Linked DNA regions of Homo sapiens: region 2 is linked to region 1. A link is an interaction called in ENCODE POLR2A ChIA-PET data of the cell type or tissue named here. Cell type or tissue: OCI-LY7. All regions are shown on one strand. Links, peaks and the distances in the headings refer to the core of each region. The heading gives the core; the rest is flanking DNA. Region 1 overlaps SLC7A7 (solute carrier family 7 member 7). Region 2 overlaps RBM23 (RNA binding motif protein 23).

Region 1 (3,026 bases), core at 252-2,751:
ATACAGAAGAATCTCAAACATAATAAGCAAGCCAGATGCAAAAGTGTACATATAGATTATATCCATTTACATAAAATCAGAGAAAACTAATCAATGCTACTAGAAGTCAGAATAGTGATTTCCCTTTGTGTGGGGTGGAGAGGCAGGGACTGGGAAGAGCATAAGAAGGGCTCAAGGGTGCTAGTTACACATGTGCTCAACTAGTGACAATTCATTAAGCCATAAACTTATGAGATTGCACTGTTCCTTCTGTATATTATATTTGAATAAAAAAATTAAAATTGAACCAAAAAGTGAGGTTAGCAGAGTATGGCTTGTTCTTAGTGAATTCATACACGTTACTAATGATTTCCCACCCTTCTGCTCGTACTTCACTAACCAGATTTAACTTACAAGCCTAGAATTTGGGCAAGAATCCACCTTAAGTTATCACTTCAGAGTGCTGCTCATCCACCTCCGGTGGAAAGCTGGGCTATCACTTGTGGTAGGTAGACTAATGGCCCCCCAAAGATGTCCACCCCCTAATCCCTGGAACCTGTGAGCCATGTTATATTGCATGGCAAGGGAGAATTAAAGTTGCAGATAGAGGCCAGGCGCAGTGGCTCATGCCTGTAATCCCAGCACTTTAGGAGGCCAAGGCGGGCAGATCACCTGAGGTCAGGAATTCTAACCAACATGAGTCAGCCTAACCAACACGGTGAAACCCCGTCTCTACTAAAAATACAAAAAATAGCTGGGTGTGGTGGTGGGTGCCTATAATCCCAGCTACTCAGGAGGCTGAGGCAGGAGAATTGCTTGAACCCAGGAGGCGGAGGTTGCAGTGAGCCAAGATCACACCACTGCACTTCAGCCTGGGCAACAGAGCAAGACTCTGGCTCAAAAAAAAAAAAAAAAAAGAAAAAAGTTGCAGACAGAATGAAGATTGCTAATCAAGTGACAAAACAGGGAAATCATTCTGTATTCTCTGGGTGGGCCCAATGTAATCACAAAAGTTCTTAAAGATGAAAGAGGGAGGCAGAAAGGTCAATGTCAGAGTAGTACAATATGAGAAAGACTCTCCCAGTTACTGCTGACTTTGAAAATGGAAGGGTCCATGAGACTCTAGAAGCTGGGAAAGGCAAGAAGATGGATCCTCTCCTTAAGCCTCCAGAAAGAAACACAGTGCTACTTCATATTAGCCCAGTGAGACCCATTTCAGACTTCTGACCTCCAGAATTATGAGATGATAAATTTGTGTTGTTTTCAGCCACTCAATTGGTGGTAACTTGTTAGAGAAGCAATAGAAAACTCATATGTTGGCTGGGCACAGTGGCTCGCTCCTGTAATTCCAGCACTTTGGGAGGCCAGGGTGGGCTGATCCCTTGAGCTCAGGAGTTTGAAACCAGCCTGGGCAACATAGAGAAACCCTGATTCTACAAAAAATACAAAAATTAGCTGGGCCTGGTGGCGTGCACCTGTAGTCTCAACTACTCAGGAGGCTAAGGTGGGAGAATTGCTTGAGCCTGGGGAGGTCAAGGCTGCAGTGATCCTTGATTGCACCACTGCATTCCAGCCTGGGTGACAGAGCAAGACTGTCTCAAAAAAAAAAAAAAAAAAAAAAAAAAAACCTAACTGCAGGCAGAAAACTGGAAGTAGCACTGGGTGGTACTATTCATTACATTTGTTGAAAAATGGAGAAAGGGGAAGTGAAACCCTTGACAGCTCACTGGATCTTGGTGTACTGAAATTTCCCTCTCACTGCAATCAAAAGAATCTAAATGTGACCTTATGCAAAGAAGGCAGGCATCCCTTATGATAGCAGATCCTCAAACAAGTATGTACCTCTCTCTTTAATGTACTACATGAATCCCAGCTCTTCTAGCAAATCATCATTTTTGAACAAAGTATACTCTTTCATTATCATATTCTAATCAAATATCGCTGATGCCTATGAAATTGTTTCCTCCTTTCAGTAAAAGGTCAAATACGGGCCGGGCACAGTGGCTCATGCCTGTAATCCCAGCACTTTGGGAGGCGGAGGCAGACGAATCACGAGTTCAAGAGATTGAGACCATCCTGGCCAACATGGTGAAACCCCGTCTCTACTAAAAATACAAAAATTAGCTGGGTGTGGTGGTGTGCGCCTGTAGTCCCAGCTACTGGGGAGGCTGAGGCAGGAGAATCACTTGAGCCCAGGAGGCGGAGGTTGCAGTGAGCTAAGATCGCGCCACTGCACTCCAGCCTGGTGACAGAGCGAGACTCCGTCTCACAAAAAAAAAAAAAAAAGGTCAAATACGTTTATTAGCCTTACTTGTAATATTTGTAGATAAGAGTTCAAAAGCATCATTTCTGATCTTCCATCCCATTTTCTCCAAATGCGTTACTGAGCAACTCCTCTCTGCCTTTATTCTCTGCTATGTAGTCTCCAAAATACCCAGATTTATACTTTTATCTAGGCATTTTTCTCCTTGCCTCTAAAATTTCCATTCTAAAGCCTTATTATACACATCTCTCCCAATCCCTATAAACCTCCTCTATCCCTTACCAGGAGTTTATCTTTCTGGTATCTTAGAATCTTAGAATTTACGGTTAGGAACTCTGTTCTGTGTTCTTTTTTCTTTCACATACACAGCCTTCAGCTGACAAAGAGACGAAAATTCCACCTGCCACTCAGTTTGCTACTTTAAACTTCACGTCACCAGTGAGACATCTCAGCTATCTTCTGACTGGTGACATCATTCATCCCACAGCAATTAGCAGAAGGATAGCAGTCCCTAGGCTTAATTGGTGTGAGCAAGCTCTTGGTCACATGTTGCTCAGAAAAACTGCACATTTCTAGGTTAGGCTGGGTCTGTGTATAGTCAGATGCACACTATTCCTGGGGGAAGGCCAAACCCCACAACTGGCATACTCAGGCCTGCTAATACCCTGGTGTCTCCAAAATACTCTACCACTGCTGTTTCCTCAGAAGGTCCAGATATAAGCTCTCTGGAAACGCCTCATATCTGTTACCTAAACCCAGAGATTTCAAGTCTCTTCTTCCTTTT
Region 2 (2,717 bases), core at 218-2,717, 110 kb after region 1:
CTAAAGGTTAAAGGTACAGGAAAAGGAGAGAGGTCAGTTCCTTCAGTATGCCCTATGGCCTTCCCAATGGGGGAGAAATTGAGGAATCACTAAGGTGTTGGAAAGGGCAAGAAGGTAATCTCAGAGACGATACACATGGAGAAACAGGTATTCAATGCAGGTGTGGATTCTGTTCTCTTCAACTGGTGGCTTTGCTCAGCAGAGTCCATTTCCAGTGGGACCATGGGCAGGAGCTTTTCTTGGTATCTTAAGGGTGGCCCCAATTTCCTCAGAGACAATGTCCATGCCCTCAGGATGGCTTGGTCCACAAAATGGAGAAATGGGGCCATGGAAGAGTAGATGTGAAGTGGCAGGATCCAGAGGCACAAGGAGGCAGTATACTGTGCCACTGATTTACCTGTGGAAAGAAGAGGTAAATGGGAAGCCAAAGGAAAGAGAATAATCAAAGGCTAGAATGAGCTAGACCCTGAGACTCACATGGTCTGGGGGGTAAAGAGGCTGGAGAGCTGGAAACACTGGGAGGCAAGGTTCAGGGCTGGACTCAGAGCTAGAACAAAGACAGGCAGAGTGAGTGAGCAAGCACCGCGCACTCCTTCTTTCCAGACCCCCAAACCTTCCCTTCCTTTCCCATGTCCAAGACTACCAGTCAGAGCTGCTGGATTCAGGGCCCCCAAGGGAACTGCTCCATTCAGTTGCAAGGCAGCAGCCTGGGCGGCGGCGGCAGCAGCAGCAGCAGCAGTGCTTGGCAGTTGGATTCCAGCGCCTAAAAGGAAAAGAAAAGGTGGGATTAAGCCCCAACCCTTCATCTAAAATTCAACCCCATAATCTTCACCTTGCGGAGATATTTTACCTTCTGCCAGTTTTGCCATGAGCTGAAAACGTCCACCTGCTGATCCCAGATCCAGCTCCTGGTCCCCATCAGGAAAAGTGATGTCTGTGCCACCATCCAGTCGCTCAGTCACATGGCCAACCCTCATAGGTCGACCAGCAAGCTCAAACCCATTCAACTGTTCCAGGGCCCGCCGGGCACACTCAGAATCAGAGAACTATGAGAAACCCAGGCCATGTTAGTCACCTACTCACCAAAGACATGCTCTCAAAGACCCAGTAACACTCCCTAGTCCTACTATCCCAGGAAAATTGTATGCTCACTGAGGTACAAACTTTTCTTTCCCAGAAAATATGACCTAGGCCCATCACCTCAAAATGGTTCTCTGAAAAGGACCTTTTCCAATGGACTCAATGGCAGTCACTTTTCAATCTTTCAGCTCCATTAAGAATCTAACAATGCAAAATTTTATTATTGTAGGAAACCTAGCCTGACAAGTTATTTCACAAATGGGTATATCAAATGGAAGACAAGCTAAGAACAAGGCTCCTGGGCTTTTAATTCAGTTCTCTATCCTAGTAAGTTTTAGTCTTTTTTTTTTTTTTTTTTTTTTTTTTTTGAGACGGAGTCCCACTCTGTCACTCTGTCACTGAGGCTAGAGTGCAGTGGCACCATGTCAGCTCACTACAACCTCCATCTCCTGGGTTCAAGCAATTCTCCTGCCTCAGCCTCCCGAGTAGCTGGAATTACAGGCACCCACCACCATGCCCAGCTAGTTTTTTTATTTTTATTTTTTAGTAGAGATGGGGTTTCACCACGTTGGTCAGGCTGGTCTCGAACTCCTGACCTCAGGCGATTCACCCACCTTGGCCTCCCAAACTGCTGGGATTACAGGTGTGAGCCACCGCGCCTGGCCAAATTTTAGTTAAGTACTAGGAATCTGGAACTCCTAATTCCAGGCTTAAGAGGGAACACACCCTAGTGCTGACAGCAAGGCAGAACCCACACCCCCACATACACACAAGAGCTGTTGACTAAGTGACCTGCTGACCAGAAGGCCTTTACTCTCTAGTCCCTTTTATCAGCAGCACCCAGCAACACACTGGTACAAAGAGGATTCCCAGTCTGCTGTTTGTTTAAGTGTCAAGGTTGTTGACCCAAAAGGCAACAATGCAAGGGCAAAAATGCCCCACAGAAGCCTTTCCATATCTCAGTCACACAGAGAGCGAGAAAAGGTTACAAAAGTTACTTGCCACCACAGAATTGTCAACACCACAGCTAGCTTGTTTAGCTAGCTAGCAGCATTACCTGCCTTAGGGCCTGGCATGTGGTACTGACAGTTCCTAGGCAGGTGTTATACATGGCTTGCCTTTACTGGATATTTTTGAGGTGAGCAATTCCAATGACAGAATACAACCTACTGCCCTCTGCCCTGTGGGTCACTGTGGGAGTGTATGCTGCCTGGTTTAAGCCCAGAAAATACAAGCTTCTATCAGACTTTGTGGCTGGCAGCCAGTTCTCAGCCTGGAGTCACATGGGGCTGGAAGAACCAGTTATAGGAATTGGCAACCATTTTGTTGGAATGTCAGGAAAAGGTGAAGCTTGCCCATAATTAGGTGGCCTCACTATTCTCCCCATAGTGCTACGTTAATAACTGATCCTTCTCGGTGCAGAAATTGCTTCAAATGGGGTAGCACCAGAGGGAAGTATAATTTCCTATTCCCATCCCTGTTATGAGAAACATCAATTCTATAAAGCATGTCTTTAAAAGCCCATACCTAACCTCCCTCACACCCCCAACCTTTTAGCTGCAGCCTGGTTACTATTACCCAAAGAGCCAAGTTGCAGCACCAGGGAAGCTGGGTGAACTCCTGAACACCCCCATACC

The links. Peaks named below come from ENCODE experiments on the same cell type or tissue, not always from the same donor. Only the 100,000 strongest peaks of a DNase experiment are listed, where the experiment ranks them.
Region 2: POLR2A ChIA-PET joins it to region 1 with 11 read pairs; 5 of 35 experiments call an interaction of 5 or more read pairs at or near these places.

What each region holds. Positions count from the first base shown.
Region 1 is chr14:22,788,750-22,791,775 of GRCh38, forward strand. The region is part of intron 2 of SLC7A7 (solute carrier family 7 member 7); the gene reads right to left. Among named protein-coding and RNA genes, the nearest start is that of OXA1L, 24 kb to the left of the region's middle. In OCI-LY7, for the core only: no CTCF peak of the experiment used is centred there; a DNase peak (open chromatin) is centred at 1,692; H3K4me3 peaks cover 1,612 bases; H3K27ac peaks cover 2,500 bases.
Region 2 is chr14:22,901,337-22,904,053 of GRCh38, forward strand. It overlaps RBM23 (RNA binding motif protein 23), which reads right to left. Exons shown (of 14, transcript NM_001077351.2): 11 at 851-1,046; 12 at 644-763; 13 at 478-547; 14 at 1-397. The coding sequence ends at 394. Among named protein-coding and RNA genes, the nearest start is that of RBM23, 16 kb to the right of the region's middle. In OCI-LY7, for the core only: no CTCF peak of the experiment used is centred there; no DNase peak of the experiment used is centred there.